Linked DNA regions of Homo sapiens: region 2 is linked to region 1. The links are chromatin loops, found by intact Hi-C in ENCODE. Cell type or tissue: Panc1. All regions are shown on one strand. Each heading gives the region's core, and the rest is flanking DNA. Links, peaks and the distances in the headings are about the cores only. Region 1 has its middle 11 kb from the start of TBC1D7-LOC100130357. Region 2 overlaps PHACTR1 (phosphatase and actin regulator 1).

Region 1 (12,713 bases), core at 4,524-12,523:
AGAAATGTTCTAAGTCCTAAATTAGTTTTCCTTGATGGATACCTGCCAACTACCTGTTTGAAATTAGACTTTAATTCTTGATATTGTGTTGAAATTCTGATTCCATCCTATGAAGAAAGAGTTTTTCCCATGATCATTCATGCTTTGCACTTGCAGGGGTGGGTGTCTGCATAGGTTAGAACATGGTATGATCCCTGGAAGAGAATAAATAAGAGCCTAATACATGTTTGTGGGGAGAGGAAGATAGGGCGAACGTGTATTAGGAAAAAAAATGTCTGTTGGTTTAGGAAATAATTTTGGGGCCCTTCTGGGAACTATGCACCAGAGGAATCCAAATCCAGAATAGTGAGAAGATGCAGAGGAAGAAATGAGTTGAAAGTTTTTCAGGAGACCAGAGTTGAGTTTCCTCTGATTTAAACTCAGGATAATTGAGTCAAGTATAAGAACTGAGGAATGGCTGGGTGCGGTGGCTCATGCCTGTAATCCCAGCACTTTGGGAGGCTGAGGTGGGCGGATCACGAGGTCAAGCGATCGAGACCATCCTGGCCAACATGGTGAAACCCTGTCTCTACTAAAAATACAAAAAATTAGCTGGGCGTGGTGACACACACCTGTAGTCCCAGCTACTAGGGAGGCTGAGACAGGAGAATCACTTGAACCCAAGAGGCGGAGGTTGCGGTGAGCTGAGATTGTATCACTGCACTCCAGGCTGTCAACAGAGTGAGACTCCGTCTCAAACAAACAAACAAACAAAGAACTGAGGAACTAGATTGTGTTGCAGGCATTCTGAAGGTGGGATGGTGGCAAGATGGTTTAGGCTTGAGTAGAACAACGAAGAAAGTATACGTTTCTCAATGAAGAAGGGAGAGGAGGATAAGATCAAGAATGAACGTAACAGGACCAGAAGGCCAAAGGTGCCCAGGATTGGGGCAGCAGGGCCTCTCATGAAGTCTGTTTTTCTTAATTGGCAAAGAGCTGGGCTCTCTGCCCTCTGCAGCTGCACTTTCCTATGAACGTAAGATTGGCACGTTTACATCTGCTCACATCTCTGTTCTAGGGGTTTCATGGCATTCAAATAAGTGGTCCTGCAGGGATATTTTTATGGAAATCAATTTTTTTTGGATATAAGTTTGGTTGCATAAAACAGAGTCTCAAAGTAATAGAAACGTAATCAAGATACAGGTCTCCTTCTCCTTCATGCAGCAGGAGAAGCTAGAATGGCGGCTGTTCTGACGAGCTGCCGGGGGTTGGACTTACCTATCTGGTTGTCCCATTTTTCCTATGGAGTCATCTTTGTCTGGATGGTTCTGAATGGCTCACCCCTGTGATTGTATTCTAGCCATCAGGAAAAAGAAGGGAGTGTCCCTTCCCTTGAAGAGTATGACCCCAAAGTTTCACATAAAACATCCCTTTCCCATCCTTTGACCAAGACTTAGTCTCGTGGTCACGACGACCTGCAGGGGAGGCTGAGAAAAGAGGCTGACTTGGCTCACGGTTCTGCAGGCTGTACAGGAGGCATACAGGCATCTGCTTCTGGGGAGGCCTCAGGAAGCCTTCAACCATGAGGAAGGCAAAGGGGGAGCGAGGCACCTCAGAAGCCTGGGGTAGGAGGAAGAGAGGGAGTGGGGAAGTGCTACACACTTTTAAACAGCCAGATCTCACGATAATTCACTCACTCACTATCATGAGAACAGCATCGAGGGGATGGTGTAACCCATTCATGAGAAACTGCCCCCATGATCTAGTCACCTCCCACCAGGCCCCCACCTCCAACACTGCGGGTTACAATTCGATATGAGATTTGGGTGGGGACACAGATCCAAACCATGTCACCCTATTATACCCATGAGAGGTTTCCCCACTCTGGGCCACTTTGACCTAAACTTCCACGTTCTCAGTTGCTACCATACTTGACTTTCCATTTAGATCACTCCCTAAAGACCCAACTTCAGCAATCCTAGAATAGAAATGGATATATCCCTCTTACAAAAATTTTTTTTTTAATTCAAATAAGACATTTTTGAAAAAGGAAACTAGGCCGGGTGCAGTGGCTCACGCCTGTAATCCCAGCACTTTCGGAGGCCAAGGCGGGTGGATCACTTGAGGTCAGGAGTTCGAGATCAGCCTGGCCAACATGATGAAACCCCATCTCTCCTAAAAATACAAAAATTAGCCGAGTATCTTGGTGCAAACCTGTAATCCCAGCTAGTCAGGAGGCTGAGGCAGGAGAATCGCTTGAACCCGGGAAGCAGAGGTTGCAGTGAGCCAAGATCGCACCACTGCACTCCAGCCTGAGCGACAAGAGCAAGACTCCATCTCAAAAAAAAAAACAAAAAACAAACAAACAAAAAACAAAGAAAAAGGAAACTAAAACTAAGGGAAAAGCAACATTAAAAATACTAACTGGTATGATCTAGTGCTCATTATTTATATAGTGTCAGCTACTGTTGTACATGTTTTAGATACTTAACTCATTTAATCCTCACAACGGCCTGTGGTGCATGTATAATAATTATCAAGATCATTCTTTATAAGTGAAATAGAAAGAAATTAAGTTTTTGTTTTGTTTTGTATTGTTTTTATCCTTTGTCATAGAGCTTGTGAGAGCAGAGTTGCAATTCAATCCCAGTGATCTGTTCTGGAGTCCGTACTCATTCTCCAAGTCTTCATTCTCTAGGTCTCATTCTCTCCCTGTTCACCAAAGCATGAAGACGGGCACTCACAGGGCATGCTCTCCTTGGCTAAGCTGCCTGGTCAGTAGCTGTAGTTGGCTTGGAGGGCATGGCTTCCTGGCAATTCTGCTCCATTCCCAAGTCACACTTCCCTTTGTCTAGGCTGTCTCCACCTATGGATAAGCCCAACTTTTTCTTTGGTTGTTTCAATCTGGCCCTTGGGGAGACCTCGAAGGCCCTGTGTATCATCCCTTCACTTGCACTCCTGACTCTAGGCCAACCATCCTCTATTCAAAAATGAGGCTCCAGCATTTCTCCCCCTTCTTGCCAAATCAGCAATTATTCCTTCGCTACCAGACCATTTTCATAATCTCAGAAACGTGCTGCTTCTTCCTCTTGGCACTACCTCCTAATGCCCCCCATACCCAGCTACTACCCATTTATTTGCTTTTCTTTGCAACAAAACTTCTCAAAAGAATTTCTGAAGGTCTCTGTCTCAATTCTTCCCTTTCCATTCTCTCTTAAAAACATCTCCATCGGTCTTCTTCCTCACTGATCTTGTCAAGGTCACAATGACGTCCCATTGTCATCTCTCAGAACTTTTACTTGATATATCAGCAAACTTTGACATGGTGGATCACTCCCTCCCTGATACACTTTTTAAACTTGGTTGCCAGAAAAATCTCTTGATTTTCCTCCTACCTTACGGTGGCCCCTTCCCTGTCATTTATGCAAATTCCTCATTTTCTCCCTGATCTTTTAATGTTGGCGTCTATTTTTTCTCCTCCTCCATCTGTCCACTCCATTAGTAATCTCATGGCTCCACACGCCTTTATTTGCTGACAGCTCCCAAGGATATACATTCTGTCTGAAGCTCTCTGCTGAACCCCAGATATCAGCCAGGGTCCACTCAGGAGGCAAAAGCCACAGAGTAGTTTGCACAGGAACAGTTTAATATAATTATAATGGGGGACTGGAGTAATGGATGATGGGCTAGCAATCGGTAAAGAAAATGCCAAAGGATACATAAATAGATAAAGGGAGCTTCTGCCATCTATAAGGCTGAGATAGAGTGTTCAAGAAGAGAACAAATCTGGAAGAGGAGGACCTCCACTCATACTCTAGGGCTGAAATCCAGACCTTATTGGAAAGGGTGCAGCTGTGGCTCATGGGAAGGTGGAAAGGTTTGCTGAGCTGCTACACTGATGTTACTGAGAATCGGCCCTCTCTGGTGCTGGGGGAGCTGCCTGTTGGTTGGTGCTACACCTTGGAACTTGCTGCAAAGTCTGCTGATTGGTGCTGTGCTTCGGAACTTGCTGCAAAGGTATGGAGGGAAGCCAACCATAAGAGGTGTCTTATGCTGCCAGCTGCCAGGTAGTGGCTGCAGCTCACTGTAGGACTTGGGTGCTGCACACACTATGCACACTGTAGGGGCCTGCCACGAAGCATTCACCAGGATTGGGAAGAGAAGCCTTTCCTCCTGCAGCATCCCTCCAGTGCACTCTGCTGAGAAACTTTCACATCATTCCAGAGGGCAAAGTCAAGATATTTACATGGCCCAGCTCCATTTCCACAGACCAGATAATGAAAGGTGGATCTGGAGGTGAGAGGCAGTTAATTGATAACTGGTGTACTCCAGAGTTGGGACCAGCCATCTACTTGACATTTCTACTGGATGTCTTATAATCTCAGAAGCACCAAGTCCATGCCTGCTCTATGTACACCTTTCCCCGTTCTTCTGGCTGCTTAGGTTCGATAAAAGAGGTCACAGTTGACTCCCATCTTCTCTCACACCCCACCTGTAAATTGTGGGGAACGCCTATTGGCTCTACCTTAAACATATATCTATAATCCCACTACTTGTCACTCCACCCACTGCTGTCCCCCTGGTCCTGGTCATCGTCATGATCCCTTGCTTGAATTGCAGGAATACCTCTCTGTCTCTGTTTCTTCCCATGTGCCCTGACATCTATTTTCAACATAGTAACAAATGCAGTTCTTTGAAAATATGAGTCATATTATATCAATTCTCTGCTTAAAACTCCACATTTCACTTAAAGAAAAGGCCAAAGTGCTCACAGTGACCAAAGTGATCTAACTTCTCTCTCCCACCCTGTAACCCTTCTGCCACCACACGTCTACTCTGTCCTTTTGTGGCTCCAGTTCAATACTGGTCCCCTTGTCATTCCTGAAATAAATAGACATGCAACCTCACCCCCAAATACCCAATCAGCATTTCCCTTGTCAACTCTTTTCTTTCTGAAAAATAAATGTCCTTATTTATTATATCCATTGTCTGTTGCCTGTTTGCCCCACTAGACTATATATCCCTATCCTCCATAGGGTAGGGATGTTTTATGTATGCATTTGGACATACCCAAGCACTTAGAAAAGCCCCTGGAACATAGTGGGAGCTCGAGAAACATTAGGTGAATATTGAAGATCTAGCTCTGCATCCTCAACAGAGGACGGTGTTCCGTGGCCACACCTCCTGCCAGCTTCCTATACGCCTGAAGAAATTTGCTTTCTCTTCCTGTTAAAAGCTTGTGCTTCTACTGAAGCCTCTTCTCAAGTGCCTGCTTCTGATCTGGGAGCACCTTTGTTCCGTCCCTCTGTCAGTGGCTCCAAGCTCTCTCTGCAGACCCATTCAGGTGTTCACATGCTACTTCTTCCCTTCAACCCTCTCATCCCAGCCCTTCTTATGCGCAGTGAGAGAAGAGGCCTTCCCACCCCAACAGCCCCTCAGGTCATCAAACCATCGGCCGTGGATTAGCAATCAAAGTAATCATAGGTGCTTTATGGGTTTATTTATTTTAATCCTCATGATAACCTTGTGAGGCAAGTAGTGCCAATATGCCCATTCTACAGAAAAGACAAATGAGGCATTGAGAAGTTAGTATTTTGCTTAACTAGCACATTGAGGAGGTGGAATGTGTCTGTGCCCTGTTGCCAAAATGCAGTTTTATGTCATGAAAATGACAATGACTAATTTGGAGGGAGCTAAGTCTGACTTGAACTTGAATTAAGCATTGGTTTTGAGCTGAATTGTGAAGGGATAGAAGTCAAAATGTGATTTTCCAAAGTGAACAGTCCTTAATCAGTCTTAATAGGCTCCAATGGGAACCAAATCAGAACAGCCTGACATCATCCCGGGCTTCGTGTCCACACCCCCAAGACTGGCTGGTGTGCAGGGTCTCAGGTTCCTATTTTTATTCCAGTTGTACCACCTCCTGGCATTATCTGAGCAATGGCTTCCCATTGCTCTGAAATCCCCCATGTATGCATTAGCGAGTTAATTCTTTCTCATATTCTACTACCTCTCACAGTCTGAATGCATTCTTCTCTAACCCTTATGTAACCACCTACTGTGCACACAAAAGCGCTGGATCTCCGCATGGTTTTCTGGATTCACTCACGTCTCTTTCAGTAGATCACAAGCTCCTTGAGGGTGGGGGCGTGAGTTCCCAGTGCTTGGCATGTAGGGACTCAAATGTTTGCTGAAGAAGGAATGTCCAGAGCCCCCTCCAGTCCCCTCTATCCTTCTTATCAAATCAAGCTCTCTGGAGAGGATCTGGTAAACTCATACCAAATGATCCATTTGGTTGAATGTATTACTCCTTCCTTTGGCTTTTTAATAGTGGAGAGAGCCTTAAGCCAAGGAAATGGTATTAAATACAGAGGAGGGGCAGGGAAGAAAGATTTGGGGCAACTGGGTAAGACTGCCTGGCAAATCATATTATATAGTTGGACATCTCCTTTATCTCTGTGCACTAAGGAAGTACTCCAGAGTCAAAACCGAGCCAGTCATTTTTCAGTTTATATCTTCAGAGAAAGCGCGCGCCTGCACATGAACAAACAATGCTGCTTCCCCTGACTCCTTCACTCTAACAAACTCTCCCTCCCATTTTAAAATTTTTCATTTGCCGTGACAAGTTCCTTTATTGTTTTGATTTTTGTTTTTCCCTAAGACATGCTACTTCTCCTAAAAGAACTTTTTTTCTTCTTATTCCTAAATTGTGACTTTTTTTTGTTTCTTTGAGACAGGGTGTCACTCTGTTGCCCAAGTTGGAGTGCAATGGCACAACCACAGCTTATTGCAGCCTTGGCCTCCTGGGCTCAAGCAATCCTCCCATCTCAGCCTCCTGAATAGCTGGGACCACAGGTGTGCGCCACCATGCCCAGGCAATTTTTTGTATTTTTTGTAGAGACTGGGTTTCTCTATGTTGCCCAGGCTGGTCTTGAACTCCTGAGCTCAAGTAATCTGCCTGCCTTGGCTTCCCAAATGCTGGGATTACAGGTGTGAGCCACCTCACCCCACCCTCAATGGCGACTTCTGACTTGCAGCTTGTTGAAAATCAAGTATTGATTTGTATGAGTGAATGGAATAAATCAATGTGGAAGCCTGGCCTAGTACAGGGACTTCAGGATCATTTGCTGTATCAAATGTGTATGCAAAAGGTGCAGCAGTCATATCTAAGAGCAGGGTTTTGTTTTGGTTTTCTTTTAGAAAAAGTATTCCTTATTCCATTTGCTTCTTTTTAATTTTGTGCTTTTCCTGTACTCATCGCAGTGACGTAGCCCAAGTCCTCCCGCGAGAGTTGTCAAGACTGTCCCTCCTCAAGTTCCTCTTCTCCCATTCCTCCCTCTCTGCCACTTTCTCCCTCTTTATTGTATTTTAATCTTGACAATCAGTGAAGCTGTTGGAGGATTTAGAGGAGCAACCCTCCATGTCTTAATAATTGTGCTGGGTTTCGTTTCCCCTGTGAAAGGAACTATCTAAAATCCTCTAGACTTTTACATGTGTGTTATAAACTCAACTGCAGTGCTTCTTGAGCAATCCTGTGGGCAAGGAACTAGCCACAAGTTACTAGAAAAACCAAATGAAAAAGACATATAAAATACAAGCTCATAATGAGATTCAACAGACATAAAATGAATCTGTCAAACTGCTATCAAAGTATCTAAATGCTCTCGATTTCTGTACTTATCTCACAGGCCCCTGACCAACAGCTCATGGACAGCACCAGAGAGGGGACCGCACTTGAAAGAGCACTGCTCCAGCAAAGTATGTTGTTCACGCCTTACAGTGTTTTGGTTTAAAAGAAGAGATGAAGACTGGGTGCAGTGGCTCGTGACTGTAATCCCAGCACTTTGGGAGGCTGAGGCGGGTGGATCACCTGAGGTCAGGAGTTCAAGACAAGCCTGGCCAACATGGTGAAACTCTGTCTCTACTAAAAATACAAAAATTAGCTGGGCATGGTGGCGGGCAGCTGTAATCCCAGCTACTCAGGAGGCTGAGACAGGAGAATAACTTGAACCTGGGAGGCAGAGGTTGCAGTCAGCCAAGATTGCACCATTGCAATCCAGCCTGGGCGACAGAGCGAGGATCTGTCTCAAAAAAAAAAAAAAAAAGAAGAGATGAAAACACGCATAAATTCTTCACCTTTCCCCAAAATCTAAATAAGCTAACAAAAACTCTCTGTGCACCAGAGAGCATGTGTGCACGTATACACACTCGAATAACAAAACTTTGTAGACAGGTAATACAGTGGAAGGGTTAATTAAACCAATGGACTCAGGAGCCAGATAGCAACCATTTATAAGTTGCTTCCACTTAAACTCATTTACAATAAAATGTGGATGGTAATAATAATGCCAGATTCTTAAGACAATTAAATGGCATAATATGCATGCAGCTCTTAGAAGAATAGGCACTCAATGCCTTTAATTCTTCTTCTTTTTTTTTTTTCTGGAGACAAGTCTCGCTCTGTCACCCAGGCTGGAGTGCAGTGGCACCATGTCAGCTCACTGCAACCTCCGCCTCCTGGGTTCAAGCAATTCTCCTGCCTCAGCCTCCTGAGCAGCTGGGACTACAGGCATACGCCGCTATGCCCGGCGAATTTTTTGCATTTTTAGTAGAGACGGGGTTTCACCGTGTTGCCCAGGTTGATCTCGAACTCCTGACCTCAGACAATCCGCCCGCCTCGGCCTCCCAAAGTGCTAGGATTACAGGCGTGAGCCACCGTGCTAGGCCTATTATTATTCTTTTTGCTTCGTGGAATAAGGCGATCCCTGTTGCTTTGCTCAGTATTTCCATCTGGAAGGTGTAGATGAAACTGCGGTTTACTTGGCAAGCCAGGGCCAGTCGTCTCTTCCCCAGCATCTGGAAACATCTACCGTCAGTGGGTGGAGGCAGAATCCCAAACCTCATAAAGGAATGAAGTTTCCCTTAACTCGGTGTGAGGAGTATCCCAACCGTCTACTGCTGCTGCCCTCTGCTGCTGCCATTGAGAATTACACCAAGCCGAGTTTCTGCCACAAGACCAGCAAAATCTAACCTCATCTGGGGGGAATTAGCAATATAGGTTGAGTATCCCGTATCTAAAATGCTTGCGACAAAGTGTGTCTTGGATTTGGGATTTTTTAAGATTTTGGATTATTTGTGTATACACAGTGAGTTATCTTGGGGATGAGACCCAAGTCTAAACATGAAATTCATTTATGTTTCATATACACCTTGTCCACATAGCCTGAAGGTAATTTTATATAATATTTTAAATAATTTTGTGCATGAAACAAAGTTTTGGCTATGTTTTGACTGCAACCCATTGCATGAGGTCAGGTGTAATATTTTCCACTGGTGACATCATGTCAGTGCTCAAAAAGTTTTGGATTTTGTAGCATTTCAGATTTCCAATTTTCAGATTAGGGGTGCTCAACCTGTATGGACTTTGTTTAGGATTTCATTGAATATCCCAGAATTCATTTTTCACAGTGACTTTAACATAATAGCACTGCATTTTTATAATCTATAACTATTTCTGGACATTTTCATGGAATATTTTTTATTTTCCTTTAAAAAAAATTCTATTATTATTTTACAGACAGTCTTGTTTTGTCACCCAGGCTGAAGTGTTAGTGGCACAAGCATAGCTCACTGTAACCTGGAACTCCTGGGCTCAAGCAATCCTCCTGCCTCAGCCTCCCAAGCAGCTGGGACTACAGCCATGTAACCAACCACCATACCCAGCTAAATTTTTTATTTTTTGTAGAGACAGAGTCTCTGTTGTTCAGGCTGATCTCAAACTCCTGGCTTCAAGTGATCCTCCCACCTTGGCCTCCCAAAGCATGCTGGGATGAGCCACTATGCCTGGACATCAAACGTTGCTCTATGTTACCTCAAGCAGGCTTCTGAACATGGCCAATTCTCTCCTTTTTTTTTTTTTTTTTTTGAGACGGAGTCTCGCTCTGTCGCCCAGGCTGGAATGCAGTGGCGCGATCTCTGCTCACTGCAAGCTCCGCCTCCCAGGTTCACACCATTCTCCTGCCTCAGACTCCCAAGTAGCTGGGACTACAGGCACCCGCCACCACGCCCGGCTAATTTTTTGTATTTTTAGTAGAAACAGGGTTTCACCATTTTAGCCGGGATGGTCTCGATCTCCTGACCTTGTGATCCGCCCGCCTTGGCCTCCCAAAGTGCTGGGATAACAGGCATGAGCCACCGCGCCCGGCATGGCCAATTCTCAAAGCTACTCTTCTCTGACTTTCTCATTTTGGTTTTCTGTACCCCAGTTTCCCAGAGACTTAAGGCCCCCAGTAGCTGTGACCTCTCTTTTTTCAAGTCCTCTCAGTGGCTCAAACCAACCCCTCCCACCCTCTGCAAAAGCTTTTAGCACCTCGAGAGAGGCACTCCTGCCTCCAAGCCTCTCCCTTTTACAGGTCATGGAAATCCATTGTTCAAAGGCTCTCTCTGCTCTGAGTCATCTCTCCACAGCCCATGCTTGGCCCACGCTCCTTGGGCCTCCTGCAACCCACCCTGCCAGCTCCAAGCCTTATCTCTCATGACCCCAACACAGCTGCCAGGCTGGCTCCCATCATCCACATACACATTGTCATTTCCTGCCTTTGCGTTTTAGTGATTGCTCTTTCTTGTGTTGAAAAGGCACTCTTTTCTATAAAAATTATTCACTGCACAGCTCAAATGCTATTTCCTATATAGTGCCTTCTCTAAACACTCCAGGGAGTACCTTAACTTCTATGACATTTCTTGTGTCTTACCTGGGTTGCGCTTATCAAATGCATTGTTACTTGGGCATATTTCTTCTTAAAATTTTTTCTACTATCATATGACCCAGCAATCCACTACTGGGTATATATCCACAGAAATGGAAACCAGTATGCTGAAGAGCTGTCTGCACTCCTATCTCCATTGCAGCATTAATTACAATAGCCAATGCATGAAACAACTCAAGTGTACAGCAAGAGATTAATGGATAAACATCTACTGTCAGTTGGTGGAGGCACAATCCCAACCACTGTTTAGGAATGAAGTTTTCCTAAGCTCACAGTGTGAGAAATATCCCAATCATGGGTATATTCATGGGTAAAGAAAATGTGGTACATATATGTACAGCCTTTAAAAAGAAGGAAATCCTGCCATTTGCAGTAACATGGATAAACCTGGAGGACTTATTATGTTGAGTGAAATAAGCCAGGCCCAGAAAGAGAAATATTGCATGATCTCATTTATATGTGGAATCTCAAAACATTGAACTAATAGAAGCAGTGAGCAGAATGGAGGTTATTAGGGGCTGGGGTGGGTAGGTGTTAGAGAGATGTTGGTCAAAGGGTAAAAAATTTTAGACAGCAGGAATAAGTTTAAGAGTTCTATTGTCCATAATGGTGACTAAAGTTAATAACAATGTATTGTGTTCCTGAATTTAATGTAATACTTTTAAAAACTTAAATGAAATAGAAACATTTCTTCAGAGACCTAAACTACCAAATCTTTTTTTTTTTTTTTTTTTTTTTGAGATGGAGTTTTGCTCTCGTCGCCCAGGCTGGAGGGCAATGGTGCCATCTCAGCTCACTGCAACCTCCGTCTCCCGGGTTCAAGCAATTCTCCCACCTCAGCCTCCTGAGTAGCTGGGATTACAGGCAACTGCCACCATGCCTGGCTAACTTTTTAAATTTTTAGTATAGACGGGGTTTCACCATGTTGGCCAGGCTGGTCTCGAACTCCTGATCTCAAGTGATCCAACAACCTCGGCCTCCCAAAATGCTAGGATTACAAGCGTGAGCCACCGCGCCCAGCCCTAAACTACCAAATCTTAATAAAGAAGAAACAGATCTCCTGAATAGCCTCTATCTATTGAAGAAATTGCATGTAAAGTTTAAAACCTTCTCACAAAGAAAACTCTAGACCCAGATAGTTTCATTGGTGTATTCTACCAAACATTCAAGGAAGAGACAATACCAATCTATACATACCGTTCCACAATACAGAAGAGAAGGGAATACGGAAACTGTTCACTTTCTACCAGTTCCATCGCCCTCCTTCTCCTCTTGCCTCCACCTCCATGATTGGGAGTTCCTGTGCATGTGTACAGGTACCCCAGACCGCAGGCCCATGCTTCAGGCACAGCCCCTGCAAACAACCACCACACCCCCAGGGCCAAGGGGTGAGCCCACCAGTGGCTTTGAAAATGGGAAGCTTACCTGGTGCTGTTCCATTCTTCCAAAGCTCAACACCCCACAAGAATCCACCTGCTCTCGGTTACACTAAAACACCTGCAAGTACTTGTTTTTTATATTTCGTCCAGATTTGATCATTGTTATCTTTAGAAGAGTGACCTGTTTTTTGCATCACAGAATCTAACTTGGTTGTGAGATGCCCTTGTCACCAGCCTGGTTGTTCTATTCCCAAGATGGCACACAACAGAAATACATATTGCTTCTCAAGGTAAACCCCTCACCTTTGAGAAGTGTGTGTTTTGCTGGCTATTTCTGAGATCTGTAGCTTTGGACCTCTCTCTCGTTCTCTGCCTTTTCCTACACGTGCCCTGCTTGGTTTCCACTGCTTTTGGAAACTTCTCCACCTACTTGACATATTATTTTCTAGTTTCACTGAAAATAGAGTTTGCTTTTCTACCCCGCTGACTGTACCTACTGTTTTGACACTAGAACTATCAAAGATTCATGCAAAAGAGAAGACAGGGCCGAGGTCAGACAAGTATCAGTGGTTAACGGAATCATTATTTG
Region 2 (15,924 bases), core at 3,133-11,132, 420 kb after region 1:
AAGTCATGGGAAGCATCACAGTGGAAAAACTCTCCAGAACCTTTTGCATGAGAAAGTTAATTCTAAGTTTTGGAAGGCACTTGGGTAAAATATTGATCATATTTCCTTGATTCTGAAACACAACTTCTAGATTGCAGGGATCCTGTAGGATCTTAGTACCAGTGTGCACATCCAATGTGATTGTGTTTCTTTTTTTCCTTAAAAGTCTTTATAGGCCGGGCACGGTGGCTCATGCCTGTACTCCCAGCACTTTGGGAGGCCGAGGCAGGCAGATCACGCGATCAGGAGTTTGAGACTAGCCTGGCCAACATGGTGAAACCCCGTCTCTACTAAAACTACAAAAATTAGCTGGACATGGTGGTGCGTGCCTGTAGTCCCAGCTACTCGGGAGGCTGAGGCAGGAGAATCACTTGAACCTGGGAGTCAGAGGTTGCAGTGAGCCAAGATTGCACCATTGCACTCCAGCCTGGGCAATAGAGTGAGACTCCATCTCAAAAAATAAAAATAAAAAAAGTCTTTACAGGCTGGGTGCATGCAGTAGCTCATGCCTGTAATCCCAGGACTTTGGGAGGCTGAGGCAAGTGGATCACTTGAGCTCAGGAGTTCGAGACCAGCCTGGGCAACATGGCAAAACTCCGTCTCCATCTCTATTTCAAAAAAAATTAAAAATAAAAAGTCTTTACAAAGCCAGTGGTGAGCCCTATAAAACAACTGCATTTTAAAAATCAAAGAAATTTCGCAACTTTTTCTTGTTCCTGGACTACCACTAAAAGGTCAAAGTTAAAGCTCAGGTGATCTGAACGAATGGTTGTTTCCATTTGAGTGCAAATTATATTCAAATGGTCTCTTTCACCAATAGACACCTGGTCCACTTCTAGGGGTCTGGCTGGGATTGTGCTTTTTGATTCTATCTTTAGATTTATAATGTGTCGCAATGGTTTTAGGCACTGGCTAGTGATTTTATATGATGAGGCAAGATTTAGGGAGCTTAATCACCTATGACATATAACACATTGTTTTATGCTCAGAATGACATCACATCAAATTAATGAATGTTTAAAAATACGAACAGACAACCTCTACATGCTAATGAAACAATGATAACGATGGCATCTCTCACAACACATGGCTAATTTTATGTACGACAACAGAAGTAATGTCAACAAACACGATTATAAATGCGCTGCCAATGTGTGCTCAAGTCCTTTCACTAGGTAGAGATGCAATTAAGTATAAAACAAAATTGTGTTTGCAATTTGAAGTATACGGATATGTGTGTGTGATTACATTGGCTACAGCATAAAAATTAACTCTAGACTGTTCAAAAAGAGTAATGGAAATTTTAAAATGTCAGCCTAGTGTTTCCCCAGAACTCTGATGATTCCTAGATGAGGAGGAAAGTGTCAAGGAGATTTGCGAGTGGGCCAAATAGCCAGCCTTCAACCTAAGGCAAGTCCTGTCTGGTGGAAATATATTTGTGGCTCTTTATAGGGATGGTTACCTGGAATGACTTATAAAGGTGATCCATGGTGCAATGCTTTTGTTTGCCTGGGAATAACACAGCATGGGAGAGCACAGGATGAAAGCTAAGAGTGACACGCCATTCCTGTTGTCATTGTATCTGTTTCATATCACTATGAATGGTGCCAAAGCTCCACATCATAGAAGGCAGGATAGCATTTTTGTGGTTCTTTTTAGTTACCATTGAACACGAATTGCATTCTGTGTTTAGTGCACAATCAGAATAGTGGTGCCTGAATTTCCAGTCACCCTAAATTCCCGAGTTCTGAGTTCCTGAGTACAACTCAGTGAGAGTCAGTATTGACATGAGGGGCGATATTCACCTCTCGGTTTGAGCTGCTTTTCCTTTGTTTGTTCATTTGTTCATTTTTATTTAGTTATGGATGGGGTCTTGCTGTTGCCCAGGCTGGAGTGTAGTGGCACAGTCGTAATTCACTGTAATCTCAAACTCCTGGGCTCAAGCAAACCTCCTACCTCTGTCTCCTGAATAGCTGGGACGATAGGCTCATGATGCCACCTGGCTAATTTTTATTTTTAACTTGTTTACAGACAGGGCCTCATTTTGTTGCCCAGGCTTGTCTCAAACTCCTGGCTTCAAGTAATCCTCCCACCTCAGACTCCCAAAGCACTGGGATTATAGGTGTGAGCCACTGCGCCTGGCCTGCTTGTCATTTATGACTCTACTTGGGGTTGACCAAAGGGAGCAAGCACAACATGAACATGAATGCTTCCGAGATGGCATGATCCCTGTTGAGGGTCAACCTAAACTGAAGATCTGGAGCTAGGCTCCACCCCATCCCAAGCAAGGCCATCCTGAGATGTTAACTGGCTAGAGAAAAATCCAGGCTATGCTACAAGTCTTGTGACAACTTCACTCAACAACACTTATTAGCACCCTCACTATAATAGAGAGGCTGATCTGAAAAACATAAACTGGTGTACAACTTGAAAAACTGTCCCCAGCCATGGAAAACATCATTGATTAAGCCAATATGAAGATTAAGTGAAGAATCCAAGTGCAGCATTGAACTTGGAGGCTGGCACACTTGCTTTGGAAGCCACAGTTATAATCACAGCTCACCTCTGCTACAACCAACCTTAAAAAGGTAATAGTATCCTTCAACTAGAAGTCGTTTGGATTTCTGAGTGAGCATGAGTGAAGCACTACAGTATCCTTGAATGCTGATATGTTGAAAGTAAAAAAACATTAGTCATTCATCACTTTGACAATTTATTCTACTCAAGAGCCCGGGCCCAGAAATATCCAATTCTCCTGAGATTTATTAGTTATTAATCATTTTGAGTTAGCAAATGAAAATTTAGTGAGTGTCAACATTATGCTTTATATTAAGGGTGCACATATTGGAAGATCTAGCATTTTAATTTTGATCTATTTTTGTCTCCTACAAGATAGGTATCCTGACCATCTAAATGATGTTGCTCTCCCAACTGCAGAGACATGGCAATAAATTTGTCATATGGGCTGCTGGTGCTCTTTTCATCATTCATCCATTCATCATTCAACAGACATATACAGAATGCCTACTCTGTACTAGGTGCTGGGGATAAATTGTCAAAAAAAAAAAAAAAAACAGTCCATGCCCTCTAGTGTATAAACACTGACAAAGCCTGACGTGTAAACAAGTCATTTAAAATATTGTATCTTAAGACATAAAATGAGAGCAGAGAGAGAAAAATAACTAGCTGGCTGGAAAGATTTTAATAAGAATTGACATCTGAGGTGGAAATTGAAGGACAAATAGAAGTTTTCCACTGGAGAAAAGCAAGGAAGGGTATTCCACACAAGGGCGGTGAGTTGGTTTGAAGTAGAGCTGTGGAAATTCAGGGTTTTGTATGAGAAATTCAGTCTGATGGGAACTGAAAGATGAGGCTGCACAGACATGAAGATTGTGAGTAACCTGCTGCGAAGATGAGGAGTTTGGAAAAGGGAAGTCATAGAGGGAGGGTGGTTTTGTTTCGTTTTAAGTTAATAAACTAGTTTTTGGAGCAGTTTTAGGCTTATGGAAAACTGAGCAGGCAGAGATACCAATGTATTACCCTTTTTGCCACGCATTACAGAGATACCCATGTATTACCCTTTTCTCCACGCACAGTTTTGCCTGGTATTAACATCTCGCACTAGCTGATCAGGTACCAGAGGTTTTCAATCAAGGGCATAATAAAGATAATTTTGTTATTTTAGGAAGCTACCTAGTAGTCATGCAGGTATGGGGCTGGAATGAGAATGTACTGGTGGCAGGACAACCAGTCATGAGGCTGTGGCCAAAGTCCATGTGAGAGCAAAGAAGAGGATGAACTAACTCAGAGGTGGTAGGGGTGACGAAGCAGATGGGTTCAATTCTAGAGACATTTATCTGCTAAGTTGTTAGCAAGATTTGGCAACTAACTATGAGGAGTGAGTAGGAAGGAGTTTAGTTTGGGCAACTGTGCTGGTCAGATTTATTATAGCTCAGCTCCAAATTCACCTCTTAGTACCTGCTCTGTGATAGTAAACTGGACTCTAAGCATTTCTCTTCTACTATGTCCATGGAGGGTACTGGAGGGACATTGCAGGAAGAAGGGCACTTCTCCTCCTGTTTTTTTTTTTTTTCTTTTTTTTTTTTTTGAGAGAGAGTTTCACTCTATCACCCAGGCTGGAGTGCAGTGGAGTGATCTCAGCCCAGTGCAACCTCTGCCTCCTGGGTTCAAGCGATTCTCCTGCCTCAGCCTCCCAAGTATCTGAGATTACAGGTGCACATCACCTTGCCCTACTGATTTTTGTATTTTTAGTAGAGACAGGGTTTTGCCATGTTGCCCAGGCTAATCTCGAACTCCTGAGCTCAAAGTGATCCACCTGCCTTGGCCTCCCAAAATGCTGGGATTACAGGCGTGAGCCACTGCCCCTGGCTCCTCCTGGTTTTGATGCTGAGTTTTGCATTTTCTTGCTCTCACTCTGGTGGTGCAGATGTGTGTGTGTGTGGACATCCAAAGGCTCCCCAGCTGCACACCCAGAATATGCAGTCCCTTGGTCACCTCACTGCTCTGGCTTGCCCTGGCATCACATTGCTGAAGCCGTCTTTATGCAGACAAGACATACTCCAGGACTTGAGCTCCAACTCCCTTGTGAACTGCCCATCAACCTAGGCTCACCTTCATCACAGAGGGCCAGTTCCTGCTGCCGAGTGACTGTTGATCAGCTCTGGTGTGGACAACTCAGCCAAATTCTCCATCATCCAGTGGACTTCAAGGACACTTTCTCCAGTGGACCTGAACCTCAGTCCTTAGGAGGGGTCCCAGTTCCAAATTTGTCCTGACTTGCCTACTTTTCCTTAGCTCTAGACTGCCCTTAAGAGTCCTCTTTATAGTTACTCCACTGTCATAGTTTAATGATTTTTTTTAATATTGTTCCTTTTTTTCAGTTGACCGTGTGATTTCTGTCTCCTGATTGCTCCCCCTGAGAGAGCAACTGAGTGGATGGTGGTCCTTATTGAGACTGAGAAGGAGGAAAATCTTTTGGTGGTAAAGAGAATGAATTCATATTTGCAATTGCTACATTTAAGGTGTGTGTAGGACCTCCAGGCGGAGAAATCAAATAAGTGATTAGGGCAAGAATGTAGAACTCAGGTTGGTGATACAGATGTCTTCAGCGCATCTATAGTAGCTGAAGTGAAGTGCGGACATACAGTTTCAGAGCTAAGCGAGGTCAAGAATGGAATCCTTAGGATTCCCCAAGTTTAAGGACTAGGCAGAGTGAAGGAGCCAGCAAAAGAGGTGAGAAGGAGCAGACTCAGAGGTAGGAGGAGACCTAGCAGAAGCTGGAAGAAGAAGTTGCCTCTGTTGGGAGCAGTGGCTCATATCTGTAATCCCAGCACTTTGGGAGGCTGAGGCAGGCAGATCACAAGGTCAAGAGATTGAGACCATCCTGGCCAACATGGTGAAACCCCGTCTCTACTACAAATACAAAAATTAGCTGGGCATGGTGGCATGTGCTTGTAATCCCAGCTACCTGGGAGGCTTGTGCCTGTAATCCCAGCTACCTGGGAGGCTGAGGCAGGAGAATTGCTTGAATCTGGGAGGCGGAGGTAGCAGTAAGCTGAAATTGCGCCACTGCACTCCAGCCTGGCAACACAGCAAGACTCCTTATCAAAAAACAAAAAAACAAAAAAAGAAAAAGAAAAGAAAAGAAGTTGTCTCAGACCACTCAGTGGAATTGAGTGTCTTCAGAGTCTGCTTCAGGTTGTTCCCAGAAACAACATCTTCAAAAGTGTCAAAAATGAGTAGGGTGTAAACAGGTCACCTCTGTGACCACCTCCTGTTTGTGAACAGTGACGTGTTTGTTATTCAGGAACACCTGGGATATCGCTTCCTCTTCTTCATCATGAAACATGCCCAAAGGTTTGCAGCTCAGCTGCTGATGATTCTGGGCCACAAAAATCATCAGACCTCTCAGGATTTGAGGCCCTGAGATCCTCTCTGATTTTGAGAGGGGCTGAGATAAATGTGCGATGCATTATGCTACTCCAGAGCTGGAGTTTGATAAGGATACCAGAAAAATCATCCCACCTCTAAGGAGTTCTCTCGTACTAGAGAGCATGCAGGGTGGGCCTCTGGAGTCAGCTGGGAGCCCCTATATGATTTGAGAACAGTTTTATCCATTCGGACATTTCCTGGGGAGACATGGTCTCAGATGGAAGCTGTTAGCGTTTAATCAGTCCTACCAAGTTCAAGGTTGCCCAGTGCCTAACTGTCATATGGCTCTTTGGATTTGCAGCAACGGGGTCGTGGGACTTTGTGTGCTAAAATTTGAGTGAAGGTTTTGACATTTTAAGTGCTCTTGGGACACAGTGAGAGCTCACGGCCAATTTGCCTGACAGCCTAGCCTCACAGGCTAGTCACCTGATGACCTCTGGAGCCAGTGCTGTTCCATATTCTGCATGATCTCTTTCCAAGGAGACATCATCCTTTGTGCTTTTATCAGATGGGAACAATTTAAAATGTTTTGGTTGTATGTCTACCTTGGGTTTTTCTGTAGGAAACTTGGTTTCTGATCGGATATTGCTAAAGTATGCATGCTGGGAGATAGGGGAACAGGTATGAAGCTTTTTCAGGCATGACAAATCCCTCCTACAAAATATATTTATGATGGCTTTAAAAGCCAGGTTTTTGTTTGTTTGTTTTGAGACAGGGTCTCATTCCAGTTGCCCAGGCTGGAGTGCAGTGGCATAATCTCAGCTCACTGCAGCCTTGGCCTCTGGGGCTCAGGTGATCCTCCCACCTCAGCCTCTTGAGTAGCTGGGGCTACAGGCACGCACCACCACACCTGGCTAATTTTTTGTATTTTTAGTAGAGATGGGGTTTTGCCATATTGCCCTGGCTAATTTCGAACTCCTGGGCTCAAGCAATCTGCCTGCCTCAGCCTCCCAAAGTGATGGGATTACAGGCATGAGCCATTGCGCCCAGCCTACAAGCCAATTTTTTAGAACCTTCATTTCTTAGATAAATGAGGATGAAACAAACCTATTCCTCAGCAAAGGTATGCTATCAGGGTGGGGGAGTGGAAGGCATGGGGGAAACAGGCCCAACGTGAGTAACATCTACATCCCTTGCATGTTTACTTTTATACCAAGCATAGCTTCACTTTAGAGGTATGCACTAAAATTACCAGCCAGAAAAACCTTTTCAAAACTGGACAACGGAGTCTCTCTTTGGATAACATGATGTGGGCACCACAGATAATGGAAAAAATTACCAACATAGGCCCTCTGATTAGTGTTACAAATAGGGTCCCCTGGGGGCCTACCCTTGTCTGCTCTTGAGATTAAATGCTGTTTTGGGCCAAGCACGGTGGCTCATGCCTGTAATCCCAGCACTTTGGGAGGACAAGGTGGGTGGATCACCTGAGGTCAGGAGTTCAAGACCAGCCTGGCCAACATGGCAAAATCCCGTCTCTATTAAAAATACAAAAAAATTAGCCAGGCATGGTGGTGCATGCCTGTAATTCCAGCTACTCGAGAGGCTGAGGCCGGAGAATCACTTGAACCTGGGAGGCGGAGGTTGCAGTGAGCCGAGATCTCACCACTGCACTCCAGCCTGGGTGACAGAGCGAGATTCCGTCTCAAATAAATAAACAAACAAACAAATAAATAAATAAAATGCAGCTTTGAGGTACAACACTCATCACATGTCTCTCTGTCCTAAATGATGTATTTTCCTTTCACCTTCCTCTTTGATTGATTTGTTTTCAGGTAATAAAGTTAATAGAGCTTTCTGGAGAGGATTTCACAGTTGGTGGTGGAGAAGACTTAGCTACTTTAAATGACAATGAGATTATTTTGTAAAGCTCTTTGGAAAGGGTACAAAGGCACTTATAAATGTATCCATTATAAACCCCCTGAAAGATAGCAAAACTGCAAAGGCTGCTGGTTTTCAGCTGAGACGCCAGCGGTCACCCTGGATTTTTTTTTTAAACAAAAAATCATTTGAGTATCATAGGCTCTGGACTTTGCTTTTGAACTAGATAATCTTTGTGCCATCCTGCAGAAAAACAGCCACATTATTATTTAACATATGTTGCCCTCTAGCAGACACCTCAGTATTGCAAGCATTTTATTCAGAAATTGTTTTTACTTACCAGCTCTCTGGCAAGTTCACAGAAAAGCTAGACTTTCTCACCAGCTAAGATAAAGGATATGCAATATTTTTAAAAGTGTATTTTCCTCTGGGGATTCTTTTCCAAAGTAAGATATGGTGTGATATATATTCTAATTCTCTTTCTTTCTTTTTTTTTGGAAGACACAAAACCCCAATGTTGATTTCTGAAACACAAAGCCCCCAATGTCGATTTCTGCAGAAACTAGAAGAAACACAGAAAATTGAAACGAACCTACAAAGAGTTTGGAAATCACATATGGCCATGAGATCTATGGCTAGGCAGAATCCACAACATGGGAAGTCAGGAAATGAAAGGTAGTGAGCCTTCTAAGTCAACAGGGATTTCCTGAGCACCAGTTTTGCACAGCTTTGTTAAGTGTTGTAGGGGATTGGCTTGCAAACTGTTTGTGAGGTTGTGATTGGACACCTTGGGGACTGTTCCTCACCATCTCCATGCAGCCCCTTTGCCAGCCAAACTGAGCTTTCATGCCAGTCAGAAATGGTGTTTCCCTCTGAGCTCCTATGCCACTTTGCCACCCTTGGGATGCCTGCCACATGACACCATGCGCCACAGTTCTATGTGTACATGTCCCATCTTCCCATCTCTAAGGTTCCCAGAGACTCACTTGCTGAACTGCCATAGTGCAGCAGAGCCAGCCAGATCTGATTCAGATCCAGGCTTTGCCACTTAACCTGTCTTTGCACCTTAGTTTTCTCATCTGCAAAATGGGAAAATGCCCATCTTCATGACTATGTGGAAGATTAGAGAATGGCCTGCTCATAGTGGGCATCCAGTAGACGGCGGCTATTACTGACAAAAGGGGACTTCTGTCAATAATAATATGTACGTGCTCATGGTGCTGATGAACAAAGCTGCAACTGGATCCTTGGTTACTGTTTCCTAATTTACTTAAAGAGGAAAAAGTTGAAGGTATTTATTTTCACTTGGTAAAGCCTGTTTGTTTTTCTTAGCAATACATTTTCCTAGAGAAAAAAAGAATTTGATCAAGCAGATTTTCTTTTCCTATTTTTCAAAACAAGTACTATATGCATTTTGTTAGTGCATGAGTCTGCCAATTCTCATTGGCCTGGTATCCTCCTACGATTATGCTTGGACACCTATCACTAGACACCTAAGGTTTTATAAGACATGAACTGGCAAGTGGGAGACAAATGCATCCTGGGGGGCCATTATTAGAGTTTCAGTGGTTATGGCACATTGCTGCTGATAGATACACTAAAGGGCCTGATATAATCCTTGGTCTATCAGCTTATACAGTAGAGCTCGTCTAGGAAGATGTGCAGCAGAAAACCTGCCTACTCCTCCCTCTTGGCTGGTCTGGGGCCCCAAGTGTTTTATACAAAGCCTGGACTTGGCTCTGATCTACACAGAATTGAAGAGCAGATGGGCTCATATAAAGGAGCTGAGCCAAGGGAGATTAAGCAGCTCTGTTCTCTAGAACTCACTGCCACCACCAGGCGAAGGCTGCGGAGTTTGCCAGGGCAGGGCTGGACAGATACTGAAGGCAACTGGGATCTTCGAATGTGGGGCTTGGAGAGATCACCAATGGTTGTTTGTTAGAAGTTGAAGAATAGTGGGAATCGTAAGCCCTGGGTATGCAAGAGTGGTGAGCTTAGACGCTACTGGGCATGTCTTCTAGGGAAATTTCAAATATTCATGGGGGAGGTCCAAGGGAATGCTGCCGATCTTAAGTCACAGCAGCAGCCAGGATGCTCTCCCCTTGATTTAGGCATTGGTCCAGTTTCAAATGAACTCTCATGAAGACTCCACTTGGCAACTGTACTACACTGGCATTCAACCTGGAGGGGATACATGGGCCATTGTATTTACACTGCACTTTTACAAATGAGCAAGGTTGTTTTCACCTACTCATAACAATCATTTCTTTCATCTACCTCTTATGAAGACACCGCATCCGGCTCGATGCCATGCCCTTCATATTTTTAAATTCACATCCATGTTCAATTAGTGTAATTACAAAAATAAATTTAAAACCAATTACTCCCGCATATAATTATACATCTCACAACTCAGCATTTGCAGATAAAGGAAGCCATAGCTGTTATGACAATAGTTCCTAATAGCCTGGAACTGTGAATTAATTGCAGTTTAAGACGGCACCACAATGTAAATAGTGACATCGTTATTATTGCAAGATCACTGCACCACAAGGAAGAATAGGTTGCAGTGAAATTGTGGGAGAAGGGTCACTAGTTTCCATCAACATGTAACCAAATGGTGGGGAGATGGGCAAGAGTATGACATGAAATGACTGAAAAAGTTGGAGTCTTTAAGAAAAAAAATTTTGTTTTTAATCTTCCTGACCATTTGTTTCACTCACATCCACTCAAGTACTGAGGAGTCCTGGAGACTTCACCTCTGTGACAATGTGGGTCCTCACCTTGCCTCTCCACCTCCATTGCCTAAGTACTGCTATGCACTGATCATTTCTGTTTCCCCCCACCGTCTCCTCATGCCATCTTCTTCTCTCTATGCAGCCACCTGATGCATTTTGCTAAATTGAAATTTGACGGTATCATTTCTAGGCTTAAAATCATCCAGTGGTTCTTTATGGCTAGCAGGAAAGCGGTTCTCATGTTGTCAAGCAAACCTACAAGGACCTACAAGGAGATGTGCGGCTTCCTGCCTGCCATGGGTCATCTCCTTCCTCCTGTTCCTCCTACCGCTTGGGCATCCAGCACCCGGCTGACCTGCAGTTCCATGAGCACACTGTTCTTAACCTTTGCATGTGCCTGTGCTCCCTCTTTGTGGAGGACCACACAGAGGCTGGCCCCACTTCCCCACCCAGCTCCATGCCATAGTCACCTGCCCCATTCTTATCTGCCTTTCAAGATTCAGCTCACACTTCACCTCCTTTGCCAGACATTCCTTGACTGCTGCAGGCAGAATTGTCTCCTCCATCATATTTGCACAGCACCCTTTTTTTTTTTTAAATCTCTGCAACTGCACTTAGCACATTTTATTATTCTTTCCACGTATGCACTGGCTTCTTCACTAGACTGTGAATGCGTTAGGGACAGCCACCAAGCTTTCCATCCTATTTATCCCTGGGACTGAGCTCACTGCTTCATCTATAATAGGCAGTCTCCATATTATTGTCCAATTCTATTTTTAATTTCGGTTTATTTTCTTTACATAAACTCATAAAGTAAAACAGGAAAAGTTTGGTCTGGAGAAGCAAAGATGAAGGGGAACTCGATAACGATCTTGAAGAATTTGAAGGGTTGTCCTATGAGAAAGGATTTGGGCTTGTTCTACCAGGCCCAGGTGCGATTCTTGGTTGATGGATGGAAGGCATAGTGAGATAGATATTAGATCAATATAAAGAAGAACATCCCTAAATGTCAACTGTTCAAAAAAAGAATAAGCTGTCTCTTGAGTTAGTTGGTGAATGTCTCACAGCTACATAGGCTAAGCTGGAGATTTTGTGGGAATTATTCAAGAATCACATAGATGGACACACAGGTTGTCTTTTTATATTGTGAAATAATAATTAAAACATGACATTGATGTTCCATTATACTACCACTCTGCATCGTAAGAAAAGGCCTCAAGGAGCCTCTAACAAGGTAGAACAAAACTCATGGAAGGAACCTGGACATCTTTCTTGAAAGCTCACAAACTTTAATAGTGACCAAGCCATCCCAATTCTATCTTCTTAACACCTTCCACTCTCATCTCTCTTATTTAACCCCTTTGCCTCTGGTGTATAGAGGCCCTCACAAACTCCAACCTAGACTATGGTTCTACTCTTCTAATATCCTGAATTAGTACCCACTCCTTCTTCTTCAAGAAAGATGTCCAGGTTCCTTCTGTGAATTTGGTACCAGGCTGATTTGGAGACAGTGATCATGTTTGAATGTACTGGGGAAAAATTAATGAAATTTCTAGATCTTCAAAACTGAGGACCAACCTTAGATCAAAATGACCTCCACAAGTAGTTCTACCTTGTTAGAGGCTCCTTGAGTGGAAATGAATGCTTTCAAATTGCAATAACTACATAGAAATAAAAGACACTAGCAACTATTCATAGAAGTCTTATATAGTGGAGAGCACATAAGTGAAATTGCTCATGATTTTCAAACTTCTCTCCTTCTTCCCTTATCTGGTTCTCTGGAGAAATAAAAACCTCAAGCTGATTAGGTTTGGTTAACTTATTTCTACTTTAAACTATAATTATTTTTCTGATGCACTAGTAATATGAGCTTCTAAGAGTTGCCCAGACAGTTGACTAACCAAAGAGAATTTTGTAATGTAACGGAAAAAGCCAATTGTTCATTGAAGGGAAATATGTCAGTAGCTGAAAGGACTTTAAAAAGAGGAAATGCCAACTATAGAATCTAGTTAATATTTTAAATTAGATCTTCATTTTTATCTAGTGGAAATATTAAAAATTTGAAGGAGGAAATAGAGAAACCTTATAATAACATGATTACCAGTATTGGCCAACTCTTAGTTTATCTGCCTCAATTCCTTTCTCAGGGAACTACTCTGTGCCTCTTCATGTGGTTCTGATGGGTCCATCCTTCAAGTGTGCTGTCCAATCACAGTGGTCGAGCCAAGTGTCAATCAGAAAGCCTAATTTCTCTAAATGTAATCATTGATCCAGAGTGGACACGTGACCCAACCAGAGCCAATTGGAGTTCTTTTGGGGGACTGGAAAGCTTCACTGAGAGTGGGTTTCCCATTCAAAGGTCATGAAGTGTATTCAGTTTCCTCTGTGTAGAAAGATCCTGCTAGAAAACGAAGACAACAGAACCAAGAGATGGAGACACATAGAAAGGGTCATGATGACACTTAAGGGTCTGTGTTCATCCTTGCCTGAGCTAGTACTATCCCTAGAGCCAAAAAATTCTCCTTTTATGTATTTATTTATTTTTAGTTAATTTTGGATTTTAAAGGAGAGAATACTGACTGATTTCATACTCTGCATTGAATAGTGCTTTTTAGTTCTCAAAGCTAAAAACATACAGATGATCTGAGAGAAGGAAATATTTTAGTTTATTATCAAGAGCACTTTTCATTGAAAGCTCTGAAAGCATCTTTAAACATGAGGTTTTTGGAGGGAGAAAAGGCTGACCCCTTGAGCACTCTAGCTCTATGATCATAGGAAATGAGAAAATAGAAACACATAATTTATATGTATTGTAAGCCAAGTATCAATTCTGAAATGTTTTGATATCCCTCCCAAATCCCTAGATTGCAGTAATTCTATAGTCGAATGCCACTGAGCATAAGAAGTAATATATTTTTAAGTCATTCTAACTGGTGAAAACCAGAGCTGTCAATAGGCCAACTACCAGAGATTTCATTTTACACTCAGACCACAAGTGACATTTCCATGAATCTGACTATCTCATATATAGACAATGACAGACACACAAAATGTGCCTTAATTAGTCTATTACATAAATAGAAAAGCAGAAATAAAGTGAGAGAAAGGCAACTTGCAAAACCATTCCACTTCTGTTCTAGAACTTTAAAATAGTTAGAAGCAATACTAAAAGTTATTCATTCAACCTCTTTACTATGCTATGTTGGGACACTGTCACACATACATCCCAGGAAATTTAATTAATGAGATGTTGCCACGTAGGAATATTCTAAGCCCCTACTATCCTAATATCATCTTAAATGTATAAAAGGTGCCCACTGACTTAAACTGATAAGTTAAATATAAAGCAATATGAATTTATGGTTGTTACATGAAACTGGCAAATACTCCTCACTCAAGCCACCAAAATCCTGTCTTTGGACCTCTCTTCTCTGCCTGGTTAATTCCTTGTCATCACCTTCTCTGGATGTGCTGTCATGCCCTCTCCCTCCTGAGCCTGTTTTAGTTATCCCTCTCCTGCTGTCTGTCACATAGAACTGTCACTCTCCTCTATCTCCTTCACTAGACCGGAAATGACAGCAAAGACCGTGTCACCCTCAGTTCTGGACCCCAGAAGAATAGCACAGTTCCTAGCATATAGGATGTGTTCGACAAATTTTGTACTTAAATGAATATATGGCTGCTGATTAGACACATAGTATGGGAACAGGCAGCTCTAGAACCAGCGCTGAAGGTCTTATTAAAAGATACCCATCACTTTAAACTAGTTTGAGTTTAAGGACAGGAATATACATTCCAATGGATCTTACCTTGAAAATGTGCTTCAGTGGTTGTTTACCACCAAACCTTTGACTTCCTATGAGGACACTGGTCCTGCACCCCGTTAGCTCCATGCTTTTCCACCCTGGGTGGTCATTAGAATCCCCTGGAGAAACTTTAAAAATCTATAGCTATCTTGTCCCCATTTAAGCCAGGCTCCATGGGGTTGGGACCAGGCATCATAATTTTTCAAAAGTTCCCCAGGTGATTTTGACGTTCAGTGCAGGGTTGAGAAACATGGAATTAGTTGGTGGGTAGAAGCCTCCCCTACCATCAAGTGGGCTTTCCACTGGACTTTCCTGCTATTTTTATGAAACTAGTTGGAATCCTGGCCCAATAAATAGCACTTATTGCTGAGTGCTCACTGCATGCCAGGGACTTTGCATACCTCATCTCAACAAAATCACTATTGTTCCCTTTATATACAAAAAGAAATTGAGGCTCAAAGGGATTAAGAAGCAGCAGCGATGAGATTGAGATCCACCTCTCTCAGAAGTCAGACCGTGCCCTTTACATGACATATTAGGCTGGTTGGATGGGGTTCTGATTGTGCTAGACTGAGTCCGGGTCAGTGCCTCGGGGTATGTAGCTGGTTCACCCTGCAGGTAAAGAGTCATTTATCCTTCCCCAAGTCAAAGAGGTGTTAGGAAAATGAAGGTGGAAAGGTTTAATGTTTGATGTGATTCTTACGGCAAGTAAACTACTGTAATGAGTAGTTTCTGTTCTTTCTTCACTTTTTTTTTTTTTTTTGAGATGGAGTTTTGCTCTTGCTGCCCAGGCTGGAGTGCAGTGGGAAGATCTCAGCTCACCACAACCTCCGCCTCCCGGGTTCAAGCAATTCTCCTGCCTCAGGCTCCCAAGTAGCTGGGATTACAGGCACCTGCCACCACGCCTGGCTATTTTTTTTGTATTTTTAGTAGAGATGGGGTTTCACCATGTTGGGCAGGCTGGTCTTGAACTCCTGACCTCAGAGCCTCCTATATTGCTGGGGTTACAGGCATGAGCCACTGCACCCGGCCGTAATGAGTAGTTTCTATAAAAGAGACTAGTTTAAAGACAAAAGGAAATGCTAAAAGAAAGCCCTAACTATTGCCTTTATATATAGTTTATTTGTTAATTCATATGTATGTTTTGGTTATTTAATAAACATAAATGAAAATGTCTTCTCTGTTCCAGATGCTGCATGATATGCTGGAGATATGTAAAAGAATAGCTCAGTAATCCCCTAAATCTTAAAATGAATGCAGGCATTGTGTCAAAATAATAATAAGCAAACTCTCCACTAAAAATTATTTTTAATAGTTAAAAACAGGAATTGACTTTAAAAGTTTTAAGGCTCTCACCTCCTTAATAAGATGCTAAATTATAAAACATATGGCATTATCAGGAAATAAGAAGAAACAAAAAAATCATAGATATCCCAGTTGAATTCCTGACCCATTTAGAATGGTTTAGGAATTGTTAGTAGGCTGAAATCTCTCTTAATTTACCACAGACTTTATACATATTTTAAAACTCAGCTCGTGGAAAATATAACTATGGCCAATGATTTTAA

Evidence for each region. Peaks named below come from ENCODE experiments on the same cell type or tissue, not always from the same donor. Only the 100,000 strongest peaks of a DNase experiment are listed, where the experiment ranks them.
Region 2: it touches region 1 in a loop (3-fold over the local background); 85 of 110 quality-filtered maps call a loop at or near these places.

What each region holds. Positions count from the first base shown.
Region 1 is chr6:13,332,905-13,345,617 of GRCh38, reverse strand. No RefSeq gene overlaps it. Among named protein-coding and RNA genes, the nearest start is that of TBC1D7-LOC100130357, 11 kb to the right of the region's middle. RefSeq lists a silencer at 7,422-7,531. In Panc1, for the core only: a CTCF peak has its summit at 8,951 (motif pointing left); a DNase peak (open chromatin) is centred at 8,947; H3K27me3 peaks cover 425 bases.
Region 2 is chr6:12,903,730-12,919,653 of GRCh38, reverse strand. All of the region lies in intron 4 of PHACTR1 (phosphatase and actin regulator 1), which reads right to left. Among named protein-coding and RNA genes, the nearest start is that of PHACTR1, 190 kb to the right of the region's middle. In Panc1, for the core only: CTCF peaks have their summits at 7,913 and 8,115; no DNase peak of the experiment used is centred there.